Regions from separate parts of the Homo sapiens genome. Here region 2 is linked to region 1. Evidence: read pairs that join two places in POLR2A ChIA-PET (ENCODE). Cell type or tissue: A673. All regions are shown on one strand. Links, peaks and the distances in the headings refer to the core of each region. The heading gives the core; the rest is flanking DNA. Region 1 overlaps ALPK1 (alpha kinase 1). Region 2 has its middle 55 kb from the start of NEUROG2-AS1.

Region 1 (16,053 bases), core at 7,237-11,236:
GACCATCCTGGCTAACACGGTGAAACCTGTCTCTACTAAAAATACAAACTATTAGCCAGGCGTGGTGGTACACGCCTGTAGTCCCAGCTACTCGGGAGACTGAGGCAGGAGAATCGCTTGAACCTGGGAGACGGAAGTTGCAGTGAGCCAAGATTGCACCACTGCACTCTAGCCTGGGTGACAGGACAAAACTCTGTCTCAAAAATAAAGCGGGGGGGGGCAGGGGTTGGGGCGGTAATAATAGGATCAATCTCACAGTTTTATAAGCATCAACTGAATTAACATATGTAAAACACAAAAAAAATTGCCTAGCACATAGTGAGTGCTTCATAGGTATCAATTATTGCTATCAATAAAGTTTTCAAGAAATTAAATTTTATTTTTTAAGAGGTTATCCAATCTCTCCTAGTTTACTCTGGATTTGGTTTCCTTGTTGGCTTCATTACCATTTAGGTTTTTGAGAAATAAAATTGCTTGACTATGCAAAGTCTTCAGGTTCCTGATATTTTTCCAGTATAAAGTCACGTAATAATAAGTTGATGCAAAAGTAATTGCAGTTTTTGCCACTGGGATTATCTCCTAGATAATTATCTGGATCCATATTCAATTAATGAATAGAAATTCTGTTCAATAATTGAAATGTTATGACCACTTATTAGACTTTTTCAGGGAAAAAGATGTGAATTTCATTTGCTTAAAACAAGACAAAAAAAAAACAAAAACTGCATCCAGCCAACTTGGTTTAATCAGCTGTTTGCCTCCAGGCACTCAGCCTGCCTCTGTCTGAGGTGTCAGAGAAGTGCGCCCTGAAGTGGCTGACAGGAAAGAAGAGCCTCCATCGGATTACAGATCAGACAGAAACACCCACAGCCCCTCATCTTCTCCTTTGCTCCGAGACACACACAAAGCTCTTTATTTATTTTATACTTAAAATGTCAAAGGCGCCTAGGGGTGGGCCTCTGGCCTGGGGATTGGCAGACCACACTCCTGGGCTGACATAATGAAAGTCCACCATGTGGCTGTGTGATTCACACAGCGTGTTCATGTCACCAGCAGCCGATGGGTCTTGGCAGGGAGCCTCCTACTGGCTTGGAAACAAATAGGACTTGCATGTCCTCAAGTGGCAGGGAGATGGTAACGGAGAACCGCCTGGATGTCCGCACACTTTGCAGGCGCAAAGACAGCAAACACCCACATGCCAAGCTATTCACAGAGTGACAACTAAGTACAGGCCAGCAGCAAGGGACTCTGTAAGACAAGCAGTCGACAGTAGGATTCTACTAGTCCTGCCTGATCTTAAGGAGAACAAACTCAAAATGTGTCTGCAAAGAAAAGATAGCACATTTCATTTTTTGTTGACTTACCTCTCGACACCGCGCCTAAGCACCTCATGGCTTGTGCAAAGCACAGAGGCCTTGGTGTAGCTAGCCTTCAGAGACCAACAGACTTGTTTAGAAAACCAGGCCTTCTTCTATTCACTCTATAACTTGCAGTTTTAATGCCCTTAAACTTAAAACTGAAATTCTGAATTTGAGAATCAAGAACTAGATTTCACCAGGCTGATTTGGAAAATGAGCACAGTTTTAGACTTTCAGGATTCTACACTTTCTGTAAGAGTTATGTGACTGAGTGAAATGCGGCTAAGTTGCAGAGCAAATGTGCTCAGAACGCCAATCACCTGGCTTAGGGGATGATTATTGTTTTTGAACCACTCTGCTTACTTTCTTTGGTACCTCTTCAAGCGGAAGAACTCTCATTTTCTCCTTTCTCTAATAAGGAGGATGGCGATCTGAGACTTAGTGTTAATTCTATTCTTTGCTTTTAGCTAATGAAGGAATATTTGCCAGTATAGAGCTAACAGTGTGATACAGGAAATTTTTAAAAAATAAGTAAATCGAAATAGGCAAGTGAAACATATTAGCTTTTACACAGTCTATTACTGGCAAAAAATAATTGCTTGCTTCCTGCTCTTTCCTTAAAGCTTGGCTTTCATAGCTAACTTAGAAGTTTAATGCATCAAATAAGATGCACTGTATCTGTAAACTTCTCAATGGTATTTAAGCATTTACTGAATATCTGTTGTATACATATTTGGTATTTGGAAGGTTACCAGAGAAACAGAAGAGATATTTTCAACCCACAGAAACAACTTCATTCGAGAAGTAAACATAATTATATAATTCAACTTGTAAAAAATTCCAAAGCAACATTCTGACCCACAGGATGAGTTTACTTAAATTTAGGAAAGTTGGAGAATTCATTCCATCCTTCCTACTATTATACTACTTAGAAGAAAAGGTATTTATTATTAGATCTTGACAAAGAAAATTGAATCGGGTTGATGATATGACTTTTATAAGATTACAGTGAGGAAGGTAGCAAGGAATATGGTTCCCATTTGAAGATTAAGTCAAAAGTTCAGTGATTTGTCAAAGTTCAAATAGCAACTCATTAAGATTACGTGCCAGAAGTTAGACATAAGCTTTTAAGGCCACTGTGGTTTTATGTGAGACCACTCTGTGTCCTGCTTTTTGTGGGGAAGAAACTGATCATCATACTGACAAGCAGAAATCATTAGTTTAACAGAATGTTGATTCTATGACAGAAAAGTATATGTAGTTTATTTAAAGACACGACTCTTAGGCTTGATTCTCAAATTTTAAAACACTGAAACAGCTACTGCTATATTTTTCCTGGGGAAAAAGTATCCTAATTTGACCTTATTCGAGCTACAATATAAGTCCAGAGGACCAATGAAGGGGAAGAAAAGAACTGATGAGGTCTAAGTGGTGATTGCATTTATAGATTAATCCTGACAGGAAGCAAATACATCTCCTCCCAGGAGGCCCCAGTGTAGTCAACTGAGAAGTGGGGTCGTTATTTATGAGCACAGTGGACTCTTCCCATTACAATAAACATTTTAATTACTTTAAGTGAAAGATTATTTTTGCTGGTAGGAAGCTTAAAAAGTAAATACTGTACTGTTGTTTGTTTTTCGATGTTGGCTATGTGTGTAATCTTCTATTCTTAAAACTGTTTCACACAGCAATTTGTCTTACCCTGAAATCATAATGGGAAAATAGTATATACTTAAGAAAGCATTTCACATACCAAAACCTGCAATGCCCCACATGGGGAAAGAGTAGGCCAAATGACTGGTTGGCATCATGGACCCAGAGCAATTTCATTTCCATCTGTTTTATATGATGGCCATCCACATACAATTTCATTGACACCAATAAGTTTGGAAAACACTTATCCAAATGAATCAATGAAGATGGAGTAGGAACATAATGATGGTGTGATTTTTATTTTTCAACAAGGTGACACATTCTCATTCTAAAAGTTACTACCACATATCACAAAACGTGTCAACCATATAAATCCACAATGAATGTCGTTAAGAGTCCTCATGAAACTGTTGTGTTATGGAAGCAAAACAACTAATTTGTAATATGAGACTCAAATAATGAATTTCCTTTCTTAAAACTCAAAGTCCCATGATTTCTGACTGATAATATATGATATAATAAATGATATTAAAGAATTAGTGTTAATTTTTAAGGTGGGATAAAAGTAGTGTGGTTATATTTAAAAAGAGTTCATATCAGCTGGACGTGGTGGCTCACACCTGTAATCCCAGCACTTTGGGAAGCCCAGGTGGGCAGATCACCTGAGGTTGGGAGTTCGAGACCAGCCTGATCAACATGGAGAAACCCCATCTCTACTAAAAATACAAAATTAGCCTGGCATGGCAGCGCACGCCTGTAATCCCAGGTACTCAGGAGGCTGAGACAGGAGAATTGCTTGAACCCGGGAGACAAAGGTTGCAGTGAGCCGAGATTGCACCATTGCACTCCAGCCTGGGCAACAAGAGTGAAACTCCAAGAGTTCATATCGTTTAGGGATACATTCTGAAATACTTAGAAATGAAATTATATGGAGTCTGAGATTTGTTTCAAAAGAATTTGAGGCATGGAGCTGGGGAGAAATTAAAGATGTAAATTAGTCAAGGTTGGCTATGGACTATTAAATGTTGAAGCTACATAAGAGTACATGAAGTTTTTACATTGCTCCCTCTACTTTTGTAACAACATATTCGAAATTTTTAATAATAAAAAATTTAAAAATTCTCTTTTGAGGACCCCAACAAAAAGGAATGGTCTTGATGAATTTTGAGAGGCAGCAAGAGACCGTTCTGAAATTATTTGAAATCTCCTCTTCCCTGGTTTAGATAACCAACAAAATTGGGCTTCGGCCTCCCTAATATGACCACTACTCTGCAAAATGAAGCTACTGCTTTATCCAATTCTGTAATTAAGTCCAGATTATGCATATTTGGAGTATCTGCTTACTGTGTTGCCAACAACACATTGTATTTTTAATCAGGGCCCCATTCCACCCACATCCACATCATGTAATGCTTCTAGGTTACTGTGCCTCATTGTCCTGTTAGTATGTACTTAGAAATCACAGCTGAACTTTAATATTATCTTAAGCAAAATACAAACAAAAAGTTAAATGTGGTGCAAAAATAATCATACCATATACTTCAAAGCCATTAGTATGGGTAAATGAGCACTGTCTATAAAAACACGAGAAGCACGCCCCCTATTAACACTGTCTTGGGAAATCAGAGGCTACAACTCTGAATGAGCATGGCAGCCATGCCTACTTTTACCGAAACCAACACACTTCTATTATTCTACTTTCTACAGAATTAAAAAATTAAACAGCTGACAACAAAAATTCTAAACAGTGGGAAAGAAAATCTCCAACTTCATTGATCTTTAAACATTTTTTAAATACGAAAAAGTAGTCTGGTGAGTTGAATGCTTAGAGGTTTTGAACCAAATTAACTAACATTTTAAATCTGTAATTTGCTGTCACAGGTACCACCAAAAGACAAGGTGGAGAGGGAAAATTGCTATTGGTTAAATACTTTCTGTACTTTAGGTGCTATGCTGTGCACCTCAGACACAAAACTTTGTGATATTGGCTTTATGATCCCCACTTTAGAGATGAGAAAGTTGAGGGTCATGGAGGTTAAGTAACTTTCCCAAGGTCACATACTAAACAAGGTGTGTATTCAGAATTTCCAGGAGTCTTTGACCCCATGAATGCTTTTAAAACCATTTGCCTTCCAGCCTACTTACACAGTCCTGAATATTTCAAAATGTATCAATACATTGAAAGATGTAACCCAAGTCCTTTTTAATGCTCTTAGACTTCCAATAAGATAATTCTATGAATTATTTTCTATGTATATATCACATATGTCTTCTTCCAATTTACTGATGAATCAATTTCTACCTAGCCTGATCCAAATTATCAAACTCCATACTTTAACTATACTAGAAAGAGACAGACAAAAAGTCAGAAGTCTAATTCAACTGTTCAGTCCCACTATTTTCACATTGGAAAGATCATTGCTTACAACTGAGCTCTCCCTAGACTTCCACTCGCAGCAGTTCAGGCTGGAACGTGCTCTCCTGTCACACTGTCTTCTCCAAGTGCGAGGGAGTTTTGTCTAGTAAGAGATAATTAAAGACATGGCAGTGCCACTTGCTAGGATTTCACTCTTTCTCTTTTACTTCTTATAAAAGAAGAAACTTCAGTTTAAAGATTAGATTTTTTCCCCGCTTTTCTAAAGCTGGGTATACCAACTGGCATCGGCTGTATTAAAATCAGGAGAAACCTCAATCAAAAAGCCTCTCTCGGAAGGCAGGCTTTCTTGTTAATATGCACCAACATGAAAGGCTTTCTTTTCATCCTATACAACTACAGTGTGTGTAAATTGCAGGGGGCTCATTGGCATAAATCTCGCCTGCGACCTCTGAGGTAAACTGGATTTACATTACTTTCTGACAAGAATTAAATGAAGGCCTTGTGGATATATGAACAGCCTTCTAGGCTGCAACAGATGGGCATGAATGTGCTCCCTAGGAAAACTATCAGTGACATCTGTGTCCTCCAAATTCTGGTGGTCTCAGCCAATTAACGGGGGTAGGGGGGAGAAGGGGGGGAAAGGGTGGGGGTTGGGAGGCCACAGCACAACCCCCAGCCAAAACCCAGGCAGAAGTGTTTGTGTTTGGAGATGGGATCAGGCTGGCCTGCAGCAGCGAGGTTAGCACTTTATTGTTATCATTCAAATGGAGAATGTGGCTTACAAGCTATTTGTATACCACAGCGAGGATAATATGATTTTTCTCATTTGACCGGAGGAGATGGCCCTCTCTTGCAGCTGATATCATATTTCAGTGCATTCTCTTTGAGACGGGTATTTACTTTTGTCTCTTCCGAGGCAGGCTGAGGGTGTTGCTGTCTGCCAGTTTCTGTAGTGCATTCACTAGTCACAAAGCAGGTGAACTCTAAGACGACACAGAGATCTTTCCCCAAAACACTCTCCTTCATAGTCTACTTCTTTCTTTCTTCAAAATGGCATTTACTGATTTCACCAAAAATTAAAAAATAATCAAAATCAAGGTTTTCTAGTTAAAACGAAGTCAAGAGAAATGACATCAGATATCTTGAATGAAGTGGTGGAGGAGTCCTTCAAAGGATACGATGAACCGTGAACCCCACTGTCTGAATTTACCAGGTCTCAGCACGTCAGTCCCTGTGTGTTTAATGTGCAGGCAGGAGGAAAACTGGAGAAGCCAGGACAGAAGATAAGATTCCTCTCTGGCCCCTCTCCTTTGCTGCAATCTCTTGGCCCACTTGCTTGGACTGTGTAGGGCAGGAGACCAGGACTGGGGAGCTGAAGGGATGGAAGGGGAGAGAAGAACTAACATTTACTTGTTCTGTACCAGGAGGAATCAGGAGAAGCGTATGTAGGTATTCCAGGTCCCATGTATTCTGGGCCCCAGCAATAAGAGCAGAGGCTTTGGATCTAAAGTACCCAAGTCTGAATTCTAGCTCTAACATTTACTGGAATATGAGAGAATGGGCAAGTTGCTTAATGTCTTTGTGTCTCACTTTCTCATCTGTAAAATTGAGCTAACAATTGTATCTACTTCTTAGTAAGGATAAAAGTACATGACATATAGAAAATGCTGGCTGTTTTTATCCAGAATTTACTGTGGATTGAAGGTCCATGGATAGAGTCCTAGACCTCTAAACTAGTTAGGCAAAATGAAAGGCATTGTGTTATACTAGCTTTTGAAAATTCAGAAAAGTGATTTTTCAAAAGAAGCAATTGTCATTGCTTTTAGGAGCCTGAGGTCATGCTTTAAAATTACATATTTTCTTTAATATATAAGATTTTGAAATTCTTTGCTAAAATAGTAAATATCAAAAGCATCTAGATCATTCTAAATTATAAAGTAGACTATCAAGAGGCAAGTAACATAACATTTAGACCAAAAAAATGAAATTAAGGTGTTTATTTTCACCTCCTTTTCCTAATTGCAGGAGTGGAAATGAGTAGCTTGTTCTGTCCTAAATTGGTTATTACATGTGAAGTTTTAGGAGACAATTGCTAATCATGATAGTTTGGATGTAAACTGTACACCCCTTTGTCCTAGGTGTTGTTTAAAACATAGTAATTCCACACAACCATTGTGTACAACAGCAACAACAACAAAAGGAGGACAAGTGGACCTTCTAAACAAGTGGCCTACTGTCTAAGCCATAAATGCTCATAGTGCTATTTTTAAAGTACATTTTCACACAGGAATTCTTATTCTCTTCTTCTCTGTATGATTTTTTTAATGATTCAATTCTAAGAACTTTGGCAAGCTGAGTTTCAGCACAATGTAAGCTTGCTTCTAGAGGAAGTCAAATTGTTGGTCAACAAAGAAGTCTCTTGCTCTTTCTCCACAGAACTCCTGCGCTGGCTGGAGAAACCTGTGGCCTCAAAGGTGAGGGTGAAAGCAACTGTAGGCACAATTTTTGTACACGCTATGACTTATTATGCTGTAATACCAAACGTAATTTTGTCTTATTCTCTTGGCACCGATATCATTATGTTGAGCAATAAATAGAAGAGAAGCCTTTGTCCACACAGGGATTCAGAAAAGAATCAACACTAAACAAAAGCACCTGTTGTTTCGTTCTTGTAATGACCTCAGAAGTGACCAGTTGGCTGCATTCACCCCACACTCCTCCTTAGGCTTTGCCCAACACTACCATCTCGCACATCATTATTGGACGTAAAAGGAGAATAATTGAGGAGAAGATCAATAAATTTAAAAGCTCTTTAAAAAAAGACATAATGAATTTGGTACAGCACATATTTTTAGATCAAAGATGGCTTTGAAGTGACAAAACCCTAATCTATATACTACTGAAGCACTTCCTTTCTCTCCCAAACTGCCTGTTGTCAAATAAAATGGAAGTTAAGGAAATTATCTTTATCTGAAAATGGCCAAAAGAAGCCATCACCTAATGACAGCCTTGTCACAAGCGACAATTGGGGAAATTGTCAGGAAGGCAAGGCCTAACGAGCAGCAGAGTGGGCTTGCTGTTTGCACTAATCTGGCCATGCAGCCCCCACACACAATCCCAGTCAGCTTGCTGTGTGAAACAGCTAAGGCTTTGTCAGTGTTAACAGGGACTGGAAAGAACACGCTTTCATGAATATGTATTACCATCCCTCTATGTCTACAGAGACAAACCCTTCAAAACTGAGATATAAAACACACACGCACACAGACACACACACCACCGACCAACAAAAACCAAGAGAACCTAAGCTACTTGGTTGAGTGTAGGGAAATGCTAGTAACTAAGCACCCAGTTCCATGTGTTTGCTGGGATCTTTATTTCCCAGCAATTGAGATAAAATCTTTAGGGGGCTTTCAATCTTTGGGAACCACGTGCGTGAATTCAAAGATGCTACACATCATTACATGGACTGCAAATCACACATCTTACAGTGAATTCACTTTCCTAATACCAAATGCGTTCTGAAATTCTAATACTAAAATGAAAATAACTTTGATATCTTAACTAAGTGCATGTGCAGTTTTAAAAAACTGATCAAATCTCATACCGACTTCCTATGAAGTAGTAAAAGCACTATGTGGAAAATTATGAAGATGTAGCATTTCCCAACATTGAGTAGAAGGACATTGCTCACGCACAAAGTGGAAATCACAAATAAGAAATTTTCAGGTGAAAAGGGTTGAGGGGGGAATCTACTCTGTAAGCCCTTTGTAATCTTAATAACAGTGTTTAAGAAAATCCATATTATGTGTATTTTTTTCTTCAGAGATAAATGATTTTACATCCACCCAAGGGCATAGATCTAGTAAGAGATTTTTGAGTGACTGAAATTACTTTTTCTAATAACATTGAAATTTAATTTAAGTATAAATACGTATGTGTATGCATTTAACTTCACTTTTTTTTAGAAGCAGATACATAGGACAGAAAAGTATAAGGTTATTTCTTTTTTACTTTTTTCTGATGTAATAAAGTTTGGTTTCCCACCGTGCAAGAGACAAAGCTCAGTTTTGAAGGTTTTCTATATTACGCAATGTTTGCCGTAGACATTTACATTTCATTAGCATATTCTGCTCTACATGAAATCCAGCATTGAATGCTCCCAGCGCACTAAGGCTAATCCTCTTTAAAGAGCTACAGGCTATATTACATGTGGCCACAGCAGCAGTCTTGCCATCGCTGCATCACTTTGAAGACGATGAACAGAGTTCTCTTGTGTGTCTGTCCATACCCAGACTCATAAACCACTGCTTTCTGTGCTGTGAAATCCTTCTGTTTTCATCAGGGAGAATTACAAGGAGGCCGAAATCCAAGTTACCATTCTGAAAGCTGGACTGCACTTGAAGAGACGATATTATGCTGATTTCACTTTTTCCTAAGTGTCTATCCACAATCTTTTCAACTAAGATTAAAATGAACTATAACCAAGTATTTTTGGTCCTTTGATTAGGATCAAGTGCTAACCACACCTTCTGTCTAGGGAATCTGATCCTGGATAATCAAGAGAAAGAGATTCAGTGATGTCACAGTTTTGCAGGGCAGCATTAAACATTTAGATGCAGTAATTTCTAGGTAGCTCACTTTTTCATAGACAAAGACAACTCAGCTGACTATATCCAACTGAGCTGCCAATAGATGATGCAGTGATTCAATTTCAACAAAGTATGGCAAACTAAAAATTATACAACATTGCAGAAAATGTATTTTTTTAGTTAAAACAAAGGAAAATTAGTGAAGTCTATATTCTACTGATGACATTCCTTTAATAATGTTTAAATTATTTTTTTAAAAGAAAAGTGTTATAAAGAAGACTGATTTTGTTTTTCTTATCTTGTAGTTAACTAATCTATAAACAAATAATTGGTTTATAAATTATTCGTAATATTGAAAATAATTATTGTGTAAAAATTGCTATTGAAGATGTCTGTTACACTATCTAATGTTATTTTACTTAAAGCCCCACATAGTAAATTGTCCTATGATATCAAAGCAAGAGACATTTTGATTTTTATGCCAAAGAAATATATTTCTTCTTATTTGATTATGGACACCGGAACCTCATCATATTATCCCTTTTTGCTTTTACTCCCAGGAAACTCAGAGCCAGGATTTGTGCTCAGATCCAGGGTTGTCCCTCATTTGGATAACCTTGTACAAACTGTCTAACCCACACCTTTCATTATTTGGTCCATCTTCTTTACCCTTGACTTAAGAGTTCTGGACACACCTGTGTCTCTCATTGTGGGTAATTTCAAATATTTTTGAAGATGCATGCAGAGTAAAGAACATTTCTCAGTAGTGCTTCTTATTTAAAGTAGCCATTTTCTTCACAAGCATATGCTAGAGAGGCTTTACAGCACAGTGGAAGGAACTCTGAGTTTGGTGTTAAATGGGTTTGCCCACTACGTAGCAGGTAGTTTTTGCCTGCTCTCCTGAGGTGACCATGAGGTAGGTGACCAGTTATAATTGTATCTCTGTTCCTGTGAACCACTTTGGCACTTTCAGAAATTAAATGAAAACTTTGCTAGTAGTTGTCATGCCATCTTCCTTTAATGCTGGCAATATCTATATTCACGCTGAAATTTATTTATAGTTAATGTAATTCTCTGCTTGTTCTTACATTCCACTCACTTCCAAGGTAAAACATACTCTGAAAGACCTTATGACTTTATTTGCAGCCTTCCAGACACTAGCAAATACCTTTCCCAAGTGGTATGCATTTTTCTATGCCTGCACCACTTTGAAACTTATTAAGCATCTTTTCTGTAGGCTTTTCCTCTTATCCGTTACATATATTTTTTTCGATTGTCTGTTTAGTATCACTTTCTAATTTAAACAAGGTAAAAAAAGTATAGACTTTTCCTCTTATCCCTTATATACATTTTTTCTGATTGTCTGTTTAGTATCACTTTCTAATTTAAACAAGGTAGAAAAAAAGTATAGAAAAAAACTCTATGCTTTTTGGGTAGATTTACAATTATTCAAGATATTTTACTCAAAAACAGTTTTCCTAGGGGAAAAAACATTGAGAATGAATACACTTAAAAATTAAAATGACGGCCGGGCGCGGTGGCTCACGCCTGAATTCTAGCACTTGGGGAGGCCAAAGTGGGTGGATCACCTGAAGTCAGGAGTTCGAGACTGGCCTGGCCAACATGGCAAAACCCCGTCTCTACTAAAAATACAAAAATTAGCTGGGCATGGTGGCGTGCGTCTGTAATCCCAGCTACTCAGGAAGCTGAGGTAGGAGAATGGCTCGAACATGGGAGGCAGAGGTTTCAGTGGGCCGAGATCATGCCATTGCACTCCAGCCTGGGCGACAGAGTGATACTCCCTCTCAAAAGAAAAATGACATAAAATAGTTTATTAATCAAAATTATTTAAAAAGTTATTAGCAAACCATTCGGCTTTTATGCAAAATAAACATATATTTAAACTTATTACTGAACATCTCTGAAAATTCACAGTATAGTAGGCTTAAGAGATGCTTCACAAATCCTCAAAAGGAAAAAATTATTTGACCACAACTCATAAAAGCTCTAAATTATTAATTTAAAATTAAATTTTTTTATTGAGCCACTTGGAAATTTCTTTCTTTCCTTTCCTTTCCTTTTCTTTCTAAAAACACAGTCTTACTCTGTTGCCTAGGCTGGAATGGAGTGGCATGATTGTAGCTCACTGTGGCCTCTAACTCCTGGCTCAAATGATCCTCCCACTTCAGCCTCTCAAGTAGCTAGGACTACAGGCATATGCCACCATGCCTGGCTCATTTTTATTTTTAAAATTTTTTTTGTAGAGATGGAGTCTCACTACTGTTGCCCAGGCTGTCTCAAAGTCCTGACCTCAAGCAATTCTCTTGCCTCAGCCTCCCAAAATGCTGGGCTTACAAGTTTGAGTCACTGCACCCAGCCCAACACTTGGAAGTTCCAATAGCACTCAGAAACCATCTTATTGTCATTTTCCAATACATTTCCAGACTTAATGCCACCAAAACTATGTTTAGATGAAAATTTATAGCTTTATAATCTTTAATAATAAAAGCGAAGAAGTATAAAATGTGCTTTTATTTCAAAGAAGTAAAAAGAGAGACAAACTAAAACTTGGGAAGTTGGGGGAATGCATAAACATATATATTTTTTAAATAATGATTTATAAAAAGTAGATAAATTTAAAAATCTTGTTGTTTAAAAAGTCAGTAAAGTGGCTTTCAGGAAAATCTAATAAAAAAAGGACTCTTTTCAGAATGGGAAAAGGAATAAAAACAGTATTATGATTAAGACTTTAGAAGTATAATAAACTATGATGTACAAATCCAATTTTAAAACATGAAAACTTATATGAACTACATTTTCTAGAACAATTTTTAATAGATGATTAAGACTGGTTGAAGAAAAAAAAAATTTCTAGTTAAGAATAAGTGGAAAAATTTGCCTATTATTTCCAAGAATGGTACCAGATTCAGATGTGGTTGTAGTCTAGTTCCACCAAATTCTTTGGAAATGTGTAATTTCTAGGATATTTAGATTATATAGCTAATAGAAAAATATAAAAGACATTCCTAGTTCATTTTATAAGGCCAGCATAACACTATTATTAATACCTGACCAAGACCATGAACAAAAAAGATAACTATAGAAGACGCTGTTGTTGCCCATCCATAGCTCCAAAATATTAACTGCCAAGTACATATTTAATAAGAAATGGATTCAAGCTATTTAAGAGGGAAGAAAACTTTAATTATACCCTTAAAATGGTTAAATTTTATGATATGTGAATTTTAGCATCTTCCATAAAGATGCTAAAAATTATATTCAGCTAAATTTCATTCATTAATTTTTGGTCATCTCTATTTACAAAAGAGGCAAATGGCCCAAAGAGATTGAGCAACTTGCTTACAGTTAAAACTTTTTTTTTCAACAGGAAAATTAATATTTCCAAATGTAGTTTCTGTAGGTCTGTCTTCCCTGGATTTAACACTAAGTGACATCTGTCTGAATCTCATTTTACCCATTATTTTAATGAATCTACTTTCCATTGCCCAGGGTACTTCCTCACCTATCTCCACTGTGTGTGGCTGCTCATTTGATTACTTTTCTGCTGGGATCACTAGGTCTGAAAAGAGCAAGTGAAAACCTACACTTTGATTCATTCCCCTGTTCACTCATTCATTCAGATAGTCAACAAATATTTATTGGGTACCTACTATGTGCCAGACATTATTGTAGGTACTAGGGATATAGCAGTAAACAAAAGTAGATTTAATCGTTTTGAGAGGTAGACTCCAGCCAAGGGCATGGATTGGTTGGTTGGTTGGTTGGTTGGTTTTACGTTCATTTATTTTTTCAGAATGCAAAGCCCCATGAAAGATTCATGACAGAGAACTTACATGCTATAAAAAATAAGCACTTCCCATATCCATTCAGATTGAATAAAAATCCCAAGAACGCAAGGGATGAATCAGAGCTGTTGAACTGTGATCCCTCTGTGAAAGCCCTGCACCTGTCCTCCTCAGGAGAAGTCCAAGAAAGCCAAGAATTAATGAGGAAGACCCTTTATTACTGGAATCTGCCTAGATTTAACTAGGTCAAGCTTTCCCTTATTCAGATGAAATGGCATTTTGAGATAGAGATTATACTGTCATTGAAAAATATAAAGAGTTATATTTTTTGCCTCCAGATTATGTGGCTTGAATATATTATATCCATTATGCAGCTCTCTCAAAGCTGGTACTCAGAAACTCACCCCACACAGATATTAGTCCCTGTCCTGCCACATTCCCTCAAACAGGATTCCAGTGAGCTTGTTCATTTCTATCCCAAGATGGCTCCAGCTTCTACTTCCTGCTAAGAACATCCAATACTACAAGAGGACAGGAATCCAACCATCCTCCCACAAAGGCATTCATATCTACCTTTTGCAAAATGAAAAGAACCTTGATCATCTGGCTTACCTTGTTCTTTAGAAAAGACTACAGCTCAATGATTAGAATCACAATAAGTGCCCAAAAGCAAATGACTGCATTTCCCTGACTCAAAAAGTATCTTTTTTTTTTTTTTTTTTTAGACAGATTTTCACTCTTGTTGCCCAGGCTGGAGGCTGGAGTGCAATGGCACGATCTTGACTCACCGCAACCTCCGCCTGCCGGATTCAAGCGATTCTCCTGCCTCAGCCTCCCAAGTGCCAGGGATTACAGGCATGTGCCACCACGCCTGGCTAGTTTGTGTTTTTAGTAGAGATGGGGTTTCTTCATGTTGGTTAGGCTGGTCTCAAACTCCTGACCTCAGGTGATCCGCCCTCCTCGGCCTCCCAAGTGCTGGGATTACAGGCATGAGCCACTGTGCCCTGTTTAAAAAAGGATCTTAACATAGGTACTGTGAACCCCTGGAATGTGGTAGGTTGGCAAAAGCTAATCCAAGACCTTTGTTATCCAATTTTCCTTTCTGGCTCTAGCAGTAACTGTATATGGGCAACAATGATCATACAAAACAAAGTAGCCCAGGATTTTTTTTCTCATCCAGCTTCCAGCAGAATAATTAGATCCAAAAGAATCCTATAGTACAAGGATTTGGGTCCAACATTAGAAGAGCCTCTGAGTTACCTAGTTTAAAATAATAGGTAAAATTCCTCCTTATTGTGACTTTCCCCTATATCCCCTGGGATATACATGCCCTACTAATATGCCAAGACTCCTATATAAGAACTAAGCTTTAAAACCACCTTAAAACTTTAAAACCACCTTAAAATTTGATATCCCCATAGTATACACTATCCTAAACAATATTATTTAGATTCTTGCCGTATTAACTTGGCCCTGAACAAAGCTTCATTTATTGGCAGTATGGACAGGGAAAACTGCCTTTCTTTTCTTTTCTTTTCTTTTTTTTTTTTTTTGAGGCAGAGTCTTCCTCTGTCACCCAGGCTGGAGTGCAGTGGTGAAATCTTGGCTCATTGCAATCTCCACCTCCCAGGTTCAAGCGATTCTTATGGCTCAGCCTCCCAAGTAGCTAGGACTACAGGCGCATGCCACCACACCTGGCTAATTTTTGTATTTTTAGTAGAAATGGGGTTTCACCATGTTGTCCAGGTTGGTCTTGAACTCTTGACCTCAAGTGATCTGCCTGCCTTGGCTTCCCAAAGTGCTGGGATTACAGGCGTGAGCCACTGAGCCTGGCCTGGAAAACTGTTTTTCTTCAGGAAATTTGTGATATGCATCTAAAGCATGCTTTAGAGGGAAATTTGTTCTGTATCTTGATGAGGGTGTTCGTTACACAGTACTATACATTTGTAAAAATTATAAAATAAAGAACAAACAATACATCAGTGTTGCTCTATGTTAAGTTAAAAAATAAATAAAAATAAAGCCTATTTATGCTGTTTACCAAAAAAAAACACAAAAAACAAAACCAAACAAACAAAAAACAAAAGCAAAAGGAAAAGAAAAAGCATTAAGAAGCTTCGTGCTTCTCTTAGAGAGGCTGTGGGGCAGAAGTGTCTAAATATCAGAAGGAGAGTCTAACCAAGTTACACCTACACGAGAATGGGCTTACACACCAATAGAATTGTAGAATTTTTTTTCTAATTTATGTCAACAGAAACTAGTGGAAT
Region 2 (16,053 bases), core at 7,641-11,640, 120 kb before region 1:
TGGAAATTAGCGCCACTATCAAGGACTTGAAAGACGCAGGGGTGGTGATTCCCACCACATTCCGGTTCAACTCTCCCATTTGGCCTGTGCAGAAGACAGATGGATCTTGGAGAATGACAGTGGATTATCATAAGCTTAACCAAGAGGCAACTCCAATTGCAGCTGCTGTACCAGATGTGGTTTCATTGCTTGAGCAAATTAACACATCTCCTGGTACCTGGTATGCAGCCACTGACTTGGCAAATGTCTTTTTCTCCATTCCTGTCCATAAGACCCACCAGAAGCAATTTGCCTTCAGCTGGCAAAGCCAGCAATATACCTTTACTATCCTACCTCAGGGGTATATCAACTCTCCTGCTTTCTATCATAATTTTATTCAGAGAGACCTTGATCACTTTTTGCTTCCACAAGATATCACTCTAGTTCTTTACATTGATGACATTATGCTGATTGGATCCAGTGAGCAAGAAGTAGCAAATACACTGGACTTATTGGTGAGACATTGCAGTCAGAAGATGGGAAATAAATCCAACTAAAATTCAGGAAACTTCTACCTCAATAAAAGGGGGTCCAGTGTTGTGGGGTCCATTGGTGTGGGCCTGTCAAAATATTCTTTCTAAGGTGAAGGATAAGTTGCTGCATTTGGCCCTCATACAACCAAGAAAGAGGCACAATGCCTAGTGGGCCTATTTGGATTTTTGAGGCAACACATTTTTCATTTGGATGTGTTACTCCAACCCATTTATTGAGCAACCCAAAAGGCTGCCAGTTTTGAGTGGGGTCCAGAACAAGAGAAGGCTCTGCAACAGGTCCAGGCTGCTGTGCAAGCTGCTCTGCCACTTGGGCCATACAACCCAGCATATCCAATGGCGGTTGAGGTGGCAGTGGCAGATAGGGATGCTGTTTGGAGCCTTTGGTAGGACCCCATAGGTGAATCACAGTGGAGGCCTCTAGGATTTTGGAGCAAGGCCCTGCCATCTTCTGCAGATAACTACTCTCCTTTTGAGAGACAGCTTTTGGCCTGTTACTGGGCTTTGGTGAAAACCGAACGTTTGACTATGGGTCATCAAGTCACCATGCAACCTGAACTGCCTATCATGAACTGGATGCTTTCTGATCCACCTAGCCATAAAGTGGGTTGTTCACAGCAGCATTCCATCATCAAATGGAAGTAGCATATACATGATCGGGCTTGAGCAGGTCCTGAAGGCACAAGTAAGTTACATGAAGAAGTGGCTCAAATGCCTGTGGTCTCCGCTCCTGCCTTCTCTTCCCCACCCTGCACCAATGGCCTCATGGTGAGTTCCCTATGATCAGCTGACAGAGGAAGAGAAGACTAGGGCCTGCTTCACAGATGGTTCTGCACGATATGCAGGCAACACCGGAAAGAGGACAGCTGCAGCATTACAGCCTCATTCTAGGACATCCCTGAAGGACAGCAGTGAAGGGAAATCGTCCCAGTGGGTTGAACTTCGAGCAGTGCACCTGGTTGTGCACTTTGCATGGAAGGAGAAATGGCTAGATGTGCAATAATATACTGATTCATGGGCTGTAGCCAATGGTTTGGCTGGATGGTCAGGGACTTGGAAGAAGCATGATTAAAAAATTGATGACAAAGAAATTTGGGGAAGAGGTACATGGATGGACCTTTCTGAGTAGTCAAAAACTGTGAAGATATTTTTATCCCATGTGAATGCTTGCCAACAGGTGACCTCAGCAGAGGAGGATTTTAATAATCAAGTGGATAGGATGACCCGTTCTGTGGACACCACTCAGCCTCTTTCCCCAGCCACCCCTGTCATTGCCCAATGGGCCCATGAAAGAAGTGGCCATGGTGGCAGGGATGGAGGTTATGCATGGGCTCAGCAACATGGGCTTCCACTCACCAAGGCTGACTTGGCTACAGCCACTGTTGAGTGCCCAATTTGCCAGCAGCAGAGACCAACATTGAGCCTCGATATGGCACCATTCCTCAGGGTGATCAGCCATCTATCTGGTGGCAGGTTGATTATATTAGACCTCTCCCATCATGGAAATGGCAGAGGTTTGTCCTCACTGGGATAGACGCTTACCCTGGATATGGGTTTTCCTATCCTGAACACAATGTTTCTGCCAAGACTACCATCCATGGACTCACAGAATGCCTTATCCACCATCATGGTATTCCATACAGCATTGCCTCTGACCAAGGCACTCACTTTATGGCTAAAGCAGTGTGGCAGTGGGCTCATGCTCATGGAATTCACTGGTCTTATCACGTTCCCCATCACCCTGAAACAGCCGGATTGATAGAACAGTGGAATGGCCTTTTGAAGTCACAGTTACAATGCCAACTAGGTGACAGTACTTTACAGGGCTGGGGTAAAGTTCTCCACAAGGCCATGTATGCTCTGAATCAGTGTTCAATATATGATACTGTTTCTCCCATAGCCAGAATTCATTGGTCCAGGAATCAAGGGGTGGAAGTGAAAGTGGCACCACTCAGCAAAACCCCTAGTGATCCACTAGCAAAATTTTTGCTTCCTGTTCCTGTGACATTACATTCTGCTGGCCTAGAGGTCTTACTTCCAGAGGGAGGAATCCTGCCACCAGGAGACATAACAACAATTCCATTAAACTGGAAGTTAAGATGGCCACCTGGACACTCTGGGCTCCTCCTACCTTTAAGTCAACAGGCTAAGAAGAGAGTTACAGTGTTGGCTGGGGTAATTGATGAGGACTATCAAGATGAAATCAGTCCACTATTCCACAATGGATGTAAGGAAGAGTATGCATGGAATGCAGGAGATCCACTAGGGCATCTCTTAGTATTACTATGCCCTGTGATTAAGGTCAATGGGAAACTACAACAGCCCAATCCAGGCAGGACTACAAATGGCCCAGACCCCTCAGGAATGAAGGTTTGGGTCATTCCACCAGGAAAAAAACTACAACCTGCTGAGGTGCTTGCTGAAAGCAAAGGGAATACAGAATGGGCAGTAGAAGAAGGTTGTCATCAATACCAGCTATGACCACGTGACCAGCTGCAGAAATGGGGACTGTGATTGTCATGAGTATTTACTCCTTTTGCCAAAAACATGTTTGTGCATGTATATGCATGTACTAAAAAAATCCTTATTTTGTTTCTTTTTCCTTTATCATGTGACGTAAGATTTATTGATTTTCATATCAGCATTTAAGTATTGTTAACCTTATGTAATAGTATTTGGTTTGGGGATTGGTACGTTTCTGGTTGTACGAAGGATAGTTGTATTTATTGCCTTTATTTGAAGATTATGTATGATCTCAGGAGATGTGTATGGGTTCAGGTTGACAAGGAGTGGACCTGTGATGGTTAATACTGAGTGTCAACTTCTTTGGATTGAAGGATACAAAGTATTGATCCTGGGTGTGTCTGTGAGGGTGTTACCAAAAGAGATTAACCTTAAAGTCAGTGGGCTGGGGAAAGCAGATCCACCCTTAATCTGGTGGGCAAAATCTAATCAGCTGCCAGTGAATATAAAGCAGGCAGAAAAATGTGAAAAGGAGAGACTGGCCTAGCCTCCCAGCCTGCATTTTTCTCCCATGTTGGATGCTTCCTGCCCTCAAACATTGGACCCAAGTTCTTCAGTTTTGCGACAGGCTCCCCTTGCTCCTCAGCTTGCAGACGGCCTGTTGTGGGACCTTGTAATCATGTAAGTTAATACTTAAGAAACTCCCTTTTATATGTGTGTGTGTGTGTGTGTGTATATACGTGTACATATATATGTGTGTGTGTATATATATGTGTACATATATATGTGTGTGTGTATATATATGTGTACATATATATGTGTGTGTGTATATATATATATATACACATGGTTTCCACACAGCATTGCATATATATATATATATATATTTTAGTTCTGTCCCTCTAGGGAACCCTAATACATTCAGTTAACTCTCCCTCCCCTCCACCCACCTCGTGCTTTAAAGCATGCCATTGTCTCCTAATTTATAGTTGCTGACAAGAGGTCTTTTGTAATTTTTGTCTTTTTTCCTCTGTAAGTTATATCTCCTCCACGCTACCCTGTTTCCATGTGTGGCTACTGTGAAGATTTTGTCTTAATATTTGGTTTCAGCAGTTTGACTATGCTATGTCTAGGTGTGGCTTCTTTTGATATTTATATTTTGGGGAGATTTTCTAGGTTTGTTAGATCTGTGAATTTTTGTCTTTTGTTAATTTTGGAAAATTCTCAGAATTTATCTCTTTAAATATTTCCTCTGTTTCATTCTCTATCTTTTCTTCTTCTGGTAATCCAATTGCATATGTTTAGTTATTTTAATATTGCTATGCAGCTTTTGGCAGCTCTTATTCTTTTTTAAAACTCTTTTGGCTCTTTACATTCCAGTTTAAATAATATTTACTGATCTATTTTTTTATTTGACAAATATTTAGTGAGCACCTAACATATAGCAAGAACTATAACTTTCATCCTCTGTATAAGGATTACAACCTTGTACAGAACAGATATAATTTCATTTCCATGGTAGTTACTTTTCAGTTGAGAAATGAAAAGCAATACAACAAATTAAAAAATATATAGACTGGTGAACAAAATAAAGGAAAGAAACAAAAGACTCTTTCTAATGCTAAGAAGAATTAATAAAAAATGAACAAAATAAAAATGCTCAACATGTCATTAAAATACTACCGTGTTTGGACAAAATGAGTATATTCTTTTGTGTTGTAAAAGCCATCCTAACATGTATCCTAGAATTTAAAGTATAATAAAGAAGACATCCTAAGGTCATATTCATTTAAAAAAACTTATTTTAGGTTCAGAGGTATGTGTGCAGGTTTGTTATATAAATAAGTTGCATGTCGCAGGGGTTTGGTGTATAGATTATTTCATCAGCCAGGTAATAGGCATAGTATCCAATAGGTAATCCCTCCTCCCACCTTCCACCCTCAAGTAGGTCCCATGTCTGTTGTTCCCTTCTGTGTGTCCATGTGTACTCAATATTTAGCTCTCACTTAGGAGTGAGAATATGGGGTATTTGGTTTTCTCTTCCTGCATTAGTTCACTTGGGATCATGGCCCCCAGCTCCATCCATGTAGCTGCAAAGAACACGATCTCATTCTTTTTTATGGCTGTATAGTATTCCATGGTATACATGTATTTTCTTTAATCCACCACTGATGGGCACCTAAGTTGGCTTCATGTCTTTGCTATTGTGAGCAGTACTGCGATGAGCATATATGTACATGTGAACATATATATATATATATATATATATATATATATATATATATATATATGAACATATATATGTATTGTGGACATATATGGGATGAGTATATATGTACATGTGTCTTTATGGTAGAACAATTTATATTTTTGGGGGGTATATACCCAATAATGGAATTGCTGGTTCAAATGGTACTTCTTTTTAAGATCTTTGAGAAATTACCACACTGCTTTTCTCAACGGCTGAACTGACTTACATTCCCACCAGCAGTGTATAAACATTCCCGTTTCTCTGGAACCTTTCCAGCATCTGTCATGTTTTTTTACTTTTTAATAATAGCTATTGTGACTGGTATCTTACACCATCTAACAGTATCTCATTGTGGTTTTGATTTACATTTCTCTAACAATTAGTGATGTTGAGCATTTTTTTATATGTTTGTTGACCACATGTATGTCTTATTTTGAAAAGTGTCTGTTCATGTCCCTTGCCCACTTTTTAATGGGGTTGTTTGTTTTTTTAACAACTGGTAAATTTGTTTAAGTTCTTTATAGATTCTGGATATTAGACCTTTATCAGAAGCATAGTTTGCAAATATATTCTTCCACTTTGTAGGTTGTTTACTCCGTTGATAGTTTCTTTTGCTGTGCCAAAGCTCTTTAGTTTGATTTGGTCCCATTTGTAATTTTTTGTTTTTGTTGCAGTTACTTTTGGAGTCTTTGTCATGAAATCTTTGCCGAGGCTGATGTCCAGAATGGTATTTTCTAGGTTATCTAGCAGGTTTTTTTTTTTTTTTTATAGTTTTAGGTTTTACATTTAAGTCTTTAATCCATCTTGAGTTGAATTTTGTATGGTGTAAGAAAGGGGTCCAGCTTCAACCTTCTGCATATGGCTAACAAGTTTTCTCAGCATCATTTATTGAATTGGGAGTTGTATTAGTTTTTTCTCATGCTGCTAATAAAGACATACTTGAAACTAGGTAATTTACAAAGAAAAGAGGTTTAACTGACTCATGGTTCAGCATGGCTGGGGAGGCCTCAGGAAACTTACAATCATGGCAGAAGGCACCTCTTCACAGGGCAGCCAAAGAAAAAATGAGTGCACAGCAAAGGGCAAAGCCCCTTATAAAACCATCAGATCTTGTGAGAACTCAGTCACTATCAGGAGAACAGCATGAGGGAAACCACCTCGTGATTCAATTATCTCCACCTGTCCTGCCCTTGACACGTGGGGATTATTGCAATTCAAAGTGAGATTTGGGTGGGGATACAGAGCCAGATTTGGGTGGGGATACAGATATCAGTAATTTTTCTTCATTGCTTGTTTTTGTAAACTTTGTTGAAGACCAAACGGTTGTAGGGGTGCAGCTTTATTTCTAGGTTTTCTTTTCTATTCCATTGTTCTATGTGTCTGTTTTTATATCAGTACCATGCTGTTTTGGTTACTGTAGCCTTGTAGTATAGTTTGAAGGCAGGTAATGTGATGCCTCCACTCTTTTTCTTTTTGTTTAGAATTGCCTTTGCTATTTGAGCTCTCTTTTGGTTCCACATGAATTTTAAAATAGTTTTTTCCAGTTATGTCAAGAATGTCACTAGTAGTTTGATAGGAATAGTATCGAATCTGTAAATTGCTTTGGGCAATATTGCCATTTTAACAATATTGAGTCTTCCTATCCATGACCATGGAATATTTTTCCATTTGTTTGTGTCTTCTCTGATTTCTTTCAGTAGTGTTTTGTAATTCTCGTTGTAGAGAACTTTGACCTCCCTGGTTAGCTGTATTCCTAGGTATTTCATTCTTTTTGTGGCTATTGTGGATGGGATTGTGTTACTGATTCGTCTCTCATCTTGGACGTTGTTGGTGTATAAAATGCTACAGATTTTTGTACATCGATTTTGTATCCTGAAACTTTGCTGAAGTTGTTTATTAGATCTAGGAGCATTTGGGCACAGACTATGGGATTTTCTATGTATAGATGCATACTGTCTCCAAACATAGATTTTTTTTGACTTCCTCTCTTTCTATTTGGATGCCTTCTTTTTCTTTCTCTTGCCAGATTACTTCGGCTAGGACTTCTAGTACTATGTTAAATAGGAGTGGTGAGAGTGGGCATCCTTGTCTCATTCCAGTTCTCAAGAGGAATGCTTTTAGCTTTTACCCATTCAGTATGATATTGGCTGTGGGTTTGCCATAGATAGCTTTTACTATTTTAATGTATGTTCCTTCAATGCCTAGTTTGTTGAGGGTTTTTAACTTGAAGGGATGTTGAATTTTATTGAAAGCCTTTTCTGCATCGATTGAGATAATCATGTAATTTTTGTTTTTAGTTCTGTTTATGAAATGAATCATATTTATTGATTTACATACATTAAACCAAGCTTGCATCCCAGGGATAAACCCTACTTGATTGTGAGGGCTTAGGTTTTGATCTGGTGCTGCATTCAGTTTGCTGGTATTTTGTTGAGGATTTTTGCATGTATGTTCATCAAGGGTATTGGCCTGAAGTTTTCCTTTTTGCTGTTGTGTCTCTGCCAGGTTTTGGTATCAGGATGATGCCGGTTTCAGAGAATGAGTTAGGAAGGAATCCCTCCTCCTTAATTTTTTGGAATAGTTTCAGTAGGAACAGTATCTGGTCTTCTTTATACATCTGGTAAAATTTGGGTATGAATTCATGTGGTTCTGGGCTTTTTCTGGTTGGTAGGCCTTTTATTTCTGATTCAATTTTGGAACTTATGATTGGTCTGTCCAGGGATTCAATTTTTTCCTGGTTTAATCTTGGGAGGTTGTATGTTTCCAGGAACTTATCCATTTCTTCTAGGTTTTCTAGTTTGTGTGCATAGAGGTGTTCATAGTAGTTTCTGAACTTTTGTTTTGTATTTCTGCGGGGTCAGTGGTGATGTCCCCTTTTTCATTTCTGATTGTGTTTATTTGGATCTCATCTCTTTTTTCTTTATTAGTCTAGCTAGTGGTCTGTGAATCTTATTTATCCTTTCAAATAAGAAACCCCTGGATTCATTGATCTTTTGTATGATTTTTCACATCTCAATTTCCTTCAGTTCAGCTCTCATTTTGGTTACGTCTTGCCTTCTGCTAGCTTTGGAGTTGGTTTGCTCATGTTTCTCTAGCTTCTCTAGGTATGATGTTAGGTTGTTAATTTCATGTCTTCCTAACTTTTTGATGTGGGTGTTTAGTGCTATTAACTTCTCTCTTAACACTACTGTTTTAGCTGTGTCCCAGAGATTCTGGTATGTTGTATCTTTGTTCTAATTGCTTTCAAAGAATTTAATGATTTCTGCCTTAATTTCATTGTTTACCCAAAAGTCATTCAGTAGAAGATCAGTTATTTCCATATAATTGTACAGTTTTGAGTTATTTTCTTAGAATTAATTCCTATTTTTTTTGTACCATGTTCTAAGAGTGTGTTTGGCATGATTTTGGTTTTTTGTTTTAGTTTGCTGAGGGTTGTTTTATGGCGATTATGTGGTCAATTTTATAGCATGTGCCATGTGCAGGTGAGAAGAATGTATATTCTGTTGTTTTTAGTTGGAGAGTTCTATAGATGTCTGTTAGGCCCATTAGGTCAAATGTAGAGTTCAGGCCCTGAATATCTTTGTTAGTTTTCTGCCTTGTACTGATCTATTTTCAAATTCACCAATTCTTCTCTCAGCTGTGTTCAGCCTACTGATAAGCACATATAGTGAAGTCTTCACTGTTGGTATTATGTGTGTATGTGTGTTTATTTATTTCAAGCATTCCCATTTGACTCTTTTAAAAATAGTTTCTGTGTCTTTACTGAACTTCCTGTCTGTTCATGCATGCTGTCCACATTTTCTATTAAATTTCAAAATGAATCAGTGTGATTTTAAAATCTCTGTCTGATACTCTCAACATCTGGGTCATCTCTGAGTCTGGTTCTGTCAATTGCTTTATCTCTTGACAATGGGTTGTTTTTGCATGCTCTTAAAGTCTCCTATTATTTGAGTGAATGCTGGACATCCTTTGTGGAAGAATGACAGAAGCTGAGACAAATAATATTTACACCTGGAAAAGGACATGCATTTTCTTTTGCTTGGCTGTTATGTTGGGCATTGAGTTAGTGTAGGCAGACATACACTGGGTTTGGGTTTTATTGTTGCTCTCATTATCTTCATTGCAGTGCTAGCTCTGAATTTCTTCAGTGGTGGGCTGATGCTTCTTTGTGATTAGAGTGGGGCAGGCCTGAGATAGTGGAGGTTTTCATTTTTGTTTTGTTTTCTTTTTCTCATTGTTCCTGCTCTATCCTCAGCTTTCTTTGCTCCTTTCATATCCATACCATGGTGGTGGCGGGGGAGTCTGTTTCCATGTTCTTTATCCTTCTTCAGTGGTAAAATACTATTGCTTGTTATTGTGGACTAGGTTTATTGTGGGAAGAGGGAATTTTTATTTTCCTAACATAGTTTCAATTTTAGGCAGACTTGCATGCCTGGGTCTCAGAAATGAAGCCTCATCAGTGTTTCTTGCCTACCCTTTCTCCCAGTGTCTGTTGAACTCTGATCTGTGGGTCATTGGGCCATGGATAGAAAACAGTTCTCCCGCCTATTCCCAGAAGTAGCGCACTTCTCCTTATACCAGTGCAGGATCCTGAGGGCAAGAGTTTTCCCTGCTTTTTCCCAGGGCCAGAGGGCCTTTGCTTCTAGTCATCAACTAGAAGCAACAGAATTCTTGCCTTATCTCCAGTAGTTTCAGGCTTTTTCTTTCAGTGACAGAAGGAGCCATGTAGCTGGGTAGAGTTCATATCTCTTCCCCAGGGGCAACTGAAAATTTTCTCTGTGCCTGTACCACTGATGACCTCCTGCATGCCTATTCATCTCTAGATTTTCTCATGAGCCTCTAGTGGAGGGCAGTGAAAACGAGCTAGTAAATTAGGGCAAAATCCTCTTGTGTCTTGGACTGTCAGTTATTTCAAGCGATACTTTAGTCCAAAATTGACTTTTAAGAATCTACTAAACTTTCAGCTGATTTCTTCTAACTGGCTTATATGGTGGCCGTCTCTTTTTTCTATGCTCTGCCAATGGCAAAAGAGTTTGCATGTCCTCTCTCTCATTGAAGGGGCTTGTAATTCTTTGGAATTTAATTTATTTGGTTGCCCCATAACCTGAGCTCTTCAGTGGGTTCATGAAAAGTTTGTGGGTTTTCTGTCTTTTTTCCAATTGCTAGGGTGAGAGCCATTTCTCTTATGATGTTTTACATTCTAAATGAAAGCAGAACTCTAGAAATTTAAACTTGAAATATAGAAAGAATACAATCAAGGAGACTGCATAAATTTTGTTAATGGCAAATCACCAGAGCAAGGATTCACTAGCTCCTGCTGTGAGGTTCCATGTTTGTTTCTGGTCTTGGATTTTCATGTGAAACCACTTTTTTTTTTTTTTTCCCTAGGCTCAAAGCTGAGTACACTCCCGTCATTTTAATAATATTTTAGGCAAGTCCTATGACAATTATACCAACAAGTTTCTTCAACCCCACCACCACTCCTACCATCTCTATACTTTGCTTGCCCATACTCCCTTCACCCTTTCCTCTGCTATTACCACTGGTATTTCTGCTTGTGGTTGTGTAAAAAGCATCTCCAGATTACAGCAAGTTCAGCGGCCCTGCTCCATAGCCTGGCCTCTGCTGAAGGGAGAAAAGGGGGGAAACATGAACGGACATCATGGGCTGTGATCAGGCACTACCAGAAGCCCAGCTTGTGTTTCCAAAACAGGCTCTTAGACATGTTCCCAGCAGATAACTCTTCACTGGCTTGGAGAACAGGAAGGACTATTTCACAAACACCACTGTGTTTGAATTTCTAGAGGCTACCCAGGCCAAGAATACATCCCTGCAGTGCTTCACCACACACTCATTGCTGCAGCATTCATTGTCCCAGTCCTTACTCACAATGGGAGGATTCTCACAACCAGACATCACACATCGAGGCTGGGGTGACAGTGCCACAGGAGACCCACTCACCAATTCAACATCCATCTGAGAAGAAGACTCAACCTCAGGAACTACATCTGTGATCATCTCACAGATGGTCTCAGGAGAAGTTGCCTCCACTGTATGGGCCTCAGGACTATTGTTCATAGGCCGCTCAGGACTACTTTCCACAGTTGGTGGGACTAAGGTAGTCTGCATTTTCAAAGTGAGTGGAGGCACACTCTTGATCTGCAGAGGAGGTAGCTGTTGCTGTAAATTGATTCAAACTTTCTGAGGTGGAGGCTGTTGCATGGCCTGGAGTGGAGGAGGCTGCTGCAGAATGGTAACTTGCTGCTGAGTCAGGGGCTGTGGCATCTGTTATAATGGAGGGGGCTGTAGTCGGGGTGGAGGCAGTTGCATAGAAGCAACAGTAGCAGCTGCTGCTGCTGCCTGCAACACTGACCGAGTGACAATCTGGGCTTGTTGACTGGGCTGGATAGTGGCTGTACTGGTTGGGTCTAGTTGGAGCCCCCAGGAGGTCACCACTGTGGCTAGGATAGCAGTAACCATCCCTCCCTGAGACATAGTAATGGAAGAGGGCAACGTTTGTTTGGTAATAATCAACTTGGTGATATTGGGCTGACCCCCAGCTCCTGAAGATGCCTGGTTTGCCACATAGGATGAAAGGGTGGAGTTAACAACAATGGATGGGGACAGGACAGGGGGCTCTGTTGAAGCTGGTGCTGGAGACGCTGGGTCAACAGTAGCCATAGAAGGTGGAGAAGGAGTTTGTGATGGTGGTGCTGGATCCAATTCCGCTGTTTCCACAGTGGCCTGACACTCCTGGTTGTCTTCGTAAGCAGCCAGTGTCTTCAGATACTCTTTCTTGGCAGCCTCAGTTTTCCTCTTATATATCTGTTTTTGCTCCTCTCCAAGACTATCCCACATGGAGGCCACAATTTTTGAAACCTCACCAAAAGTGGCATTAGGATTCTGTCCCTTGATGGCAGCCCGTGTATCAGGAAAGAATAAAGCATATGCTGAAACTGGTTTCTGAGGTTCATTAGGATCTTTCTTTTTTCTCTTCTTTGGGAACTTCTGCTTTTTCCCTGCTTCCACCACCACTGTCTTCTGGCTGGAAATTTGCCTCCAGAAATCCTCAACACCAACCTCGTGAAGTGAACTAGTAGGTGAAGGGGTGGTTGAAATACGATCTTCAGGTGACTGGGCAGGTGGCAGGATGGTGCCACCCCGTAAGCTCAAACCCAGTTGGAAACTCAGTTCTGACTGATCAGTGGTGGTCAACTGGCTATGCCCCATCAAGTCAGATGTCATGTCTATCATTAGTACATCAATTGTAACAGGTGGGTTGGCACTATACTGAGTTCCTATAGAGTGGTTTAAGTCCATGATCAAGCCTCCACTGAGGAGCCCCCACCTTGCTCCATCAAGCCATGGGTCATGCCCACAGAGCATGTCCAATGTCTGGACCCCATACTGGGCTGAAGCACTGCCATCCTGTGAAGAGGAAGGGTCTGCCAGGTCATCAAAGTGGTCAACCACATCTGAGACAGCCAATGAGGGATCAGAATCCAAAGAGATAGGTGGGATTTCAAATTCTTCATCACCTAAGCTTGGTGTATGGAATGTCTCGGCCCCTGACAGGAAGAGGTGTGACGGCCCTGTGATTGTCAGGTAATTGTCATTTCCTCCGGGAGACTCCATCTTCACACAACTGCTCCTACCATCTCAGACTGTCATCGCTCCCACCGCCCCACTGGACTCGGAACTGTGAGACCACTTCTTGTATCATGTGTATCCTATTTAACTTTCCTTAAACAAGCCTGTGTTCCTTGCATCTAAAAACCTTAAAATGTGTGTGAAACCCAGCATCTCAGAACCAGGAGCGCACCAAACTCACATTATGTGGTAGGCAACACTCTAAAGATGCCCTCCCCCAAGATTCTTATCTGTTGGTTGTTCAAACAGTAATACAGGCACTGCTGTAAAGTCCCAAGTCAGTTAACTTAATTAATTAATAAATTAATAAGTATTAATTAATTAATTAAGACAGAGTCTCTGTTGCCCAGGCTGGAGTGCAGTAGTGCGATCTCAGCTCACTGCAACCTCAGCCTCCTGGGTTCAAGTGATTCTCATGCCTCAGCCTCTCAAGTAGCTGGGATTACAGGCGTGAGCCACCACTCCTGGCTAATTTTTGTATTTCTAGTAGAGACGAGGTTTCACCATGTTGCCAAGGCTGGGCTTGAACTCCTGACCTCAAGGGATCTGCCCGTCTCAGCCTCCCAAAGTACTAGGATTACATGTGTGAGCCACCATGCCTGGTTGAAAGTCAGTTAACTTTAAAATATGGGGATTATCCAGGTGGGCCTGACTCAATTAGCTGACCCCTTTTAAAGCAGAAAGTTTTCTATGACTGGAAGCAGGAGAAGTCAGAGAAATTTGAAGCATGAGAAGGATTTAGTGTGCTGTTGTTGGCCTTGATGCTGGAGGGGTTCCATACAAGGACCACAGAGTGGCTACAAGTAACTGAGACAAACCCAGCTAACAGCCAACAAGGAAACAGCCACCTCAGTTCTACAACCACAAGGAACTGAATTTTACCAACATCAGGAATGAGATTGGAAGATGATCCCAAGCTCCAGAAGAGAACACAGCCAGCTGACAGATTGCTTTTAGGCCTGTGATACCCTGAGCTGAGGTGCCAGTCATACCATCCAGGATTTCTGACCTATGGAACTGTCAGATAACAAACAGGTATTGTTTTAAGCTGCTAAATTTGTGATAATTTATTAGGCAGCAATAGATGACTAATGCATGTTGATTTCAAGTGAATGGGACTCTCTGGAGCTGTGTGAGGCTGCAACCCTTAATGTAAATAATTTTGTGACCATGTGTTATCAGAGTCAAATACGTTTGGAAAACCACATTTTCATAATCAGGATGAAAGGTTAATGATGTTGAGTGGACTTATAGCAGAGACCGATCACAGAAAGCATGGAGGCAACACTATGAAACAAAACTTGAATACTCAAGTGTGGAGGTTAACGATACAGAAAGCAGATTCTATCAGTGAAAATTAAAGCAACTGGCATTCATCTAGGAATTAACCTTAGCTCAAGTGGAAAACACAACTAATATTGCTAACTCTAACTCTGCTTTGGTTTAAAGGATGAAAATATGGTGAATAAATAATGATAAAAAAATAGCAACAACAACCATTGATGAAACATTTACTCTTTGCCAGGCACCGTCCTAGCAAGGTTACATGTGCTCTAATTCTCACAAAAGTTTTGAAGTTGATACTATTAATCGTCTTTTAACCTTTGGGTAGTAGTAATGAAGAATGGTCCTGAGATTAATCAGGAAAGAGATGGGAAACAAAGGCAGCATTTTGGCACAGGAAGTTTAAATGCCTGTTTTAGTTTCATGATGTGCCTTTAATCTTGGAGTCTCAATAATCCTTAGCAGCTCTGGATAAAGGAGGAAACACACTCTTTAATTCATGAAACTCAATGCACTTAAAACACCTGGTTTCTGAGCCAGAACCAGTAAATTAGGCCCTCTTTATCACTTGTTTTAAAAGTAATTCATGCTTTATCTGAAGCATATCATGTAATAATGCATATAATATAGGTTAAAAACATTTACTGATCTTAAAAAATTGGATTACCAGTACATTTGGGTCACATAGTAGTAGAGTACTCCTAGAGATAATGATGCCCTATTCCTAGAGTCTAAGAACAGATGGCAATCAATTTCTCCGGCATTATCTGGTTTACAGATATATAAGAGCGATAAAAATCAACAGTAATAAAATACTGGTAACCATAATTTTCACCAATTTTATTCGTGTACCACAAAAATGATTTAATTTTCTTAATTAAATAAGCACTAAAATAAAAATCATGGAAAAGAAGATGGGCTCAATCTCCCTAAGTGATGGAGCACTCAAGCATTTTTACTTTTTCACTGAGACAAAAACCAAAAGCAAATAACAAACAAACAACAACAAAAAAAACCCTGTCCACCCAGGAGCTAATCCATTTTCCACACTCATTATCATTCAGATGAGTCTTTTGTAAGACAAAGATGTCAGCATAGCTTCTTTCAGTGTCTGAGAACGCCTTTCTTATTTGGATTGTACAAATAAAGAGGACCCTCTGGATCTAATTAAGAGATTTTTCACCTGCCATCCTTCATTCATTCAGTTCACAAACATTTATGGAACACGTGCTATATTCAAGGCACAATGTTAAATACTGTATTACACTAAGAGTTATGCCACAATGGGTCAATCATAAAACCACACTCTTAATTAATCTTGCGATTTTTAATGATTTAATTCTTTCATTCAGCAAGGCCTTATTAACAACCAAGTGCCAGGCTAGGCACTGGGGCTGCCAAAGTGAACTAACAATCTCTGCTTTCATGTGCTCATAATCTAATGGGGGGAGGCAGAGGCATAAACAAGTAATTACTGTGCAATTGAGGTCCTACCGTAAAGGTCTGTGATGGTGTAATGGAGCCTGTATGTGTGTGTGTGTGTGTGTGTGTGTGTTAGTGTTACTAGAGGGGAGTAGTAGAAGAGTCAGAGAAGGTCTTCCTGGGGAGATGACACTTGAAGGACAAGTAATAGTTTCCTAGGGGAGGGAGGATAGAATTTTCCAGGGAATGTAGGAGTGAATATACCAGGTACAGGGAAGGGCTTTGGAAGACATCTGTGGGAAGTCACATCATATCTGGGGAATTGCAGTCACATATGGCTGGGAGGATATGGGACTACCTGGAGATGAGTTGTTTGGAGAGATATGGAATGAGAGAATTATGTTTGAGTATTATTTAGGTCAAGCCAGATGAATTTACCAATATTAGACTATT

The links. ChIA-PET counts read pairs that join two places held together with the same protein. Peaks named below come from ENCODE experiments on the same cell type or tissue, not always from the same donor. Only the 100,000 strongest peaks of a DNase experiment are listed, where the experiment ranks them.
Region 2: POLR2A ChIA-PET joins it to region 1 with 6 read pairs; 3 of 35 experiments call an interaction of 5 or more read pairs at or near these places.

The regions. Positions count from the first base shown.
Region 1 is chr4:112,333,719-112,349,771 of GRCh38, reverse strand. All of the region lies in intron 2 of ALPK1 (alpha kinase 1), which reads right to left. Among named protein-coding and RNA genes, the nearest start is that of ALPK1, 44 kb to the right of the region's middle. In A673, for the core only: no CTCF peak of the experiment used is centred there; a DNase peak (open chromatin) is centred at 9,541; H3K4me3 peaks cover 772 bases; H3K27ac peaks cover 1,761 bases.
Region 2 is chr4:112,452,750-112,468,802 of GRCh38, reverse strand. It overlaps the pseudogene TOX4P1. Among named protein-coding and RNA genes, the nearest start is that of NEUROG2-AS1, 55 kb to the left of the region's middle. In A673, for the core only: no CTCF peak of the experiment used is centred there; no DNase peak of the experiment used is centred there.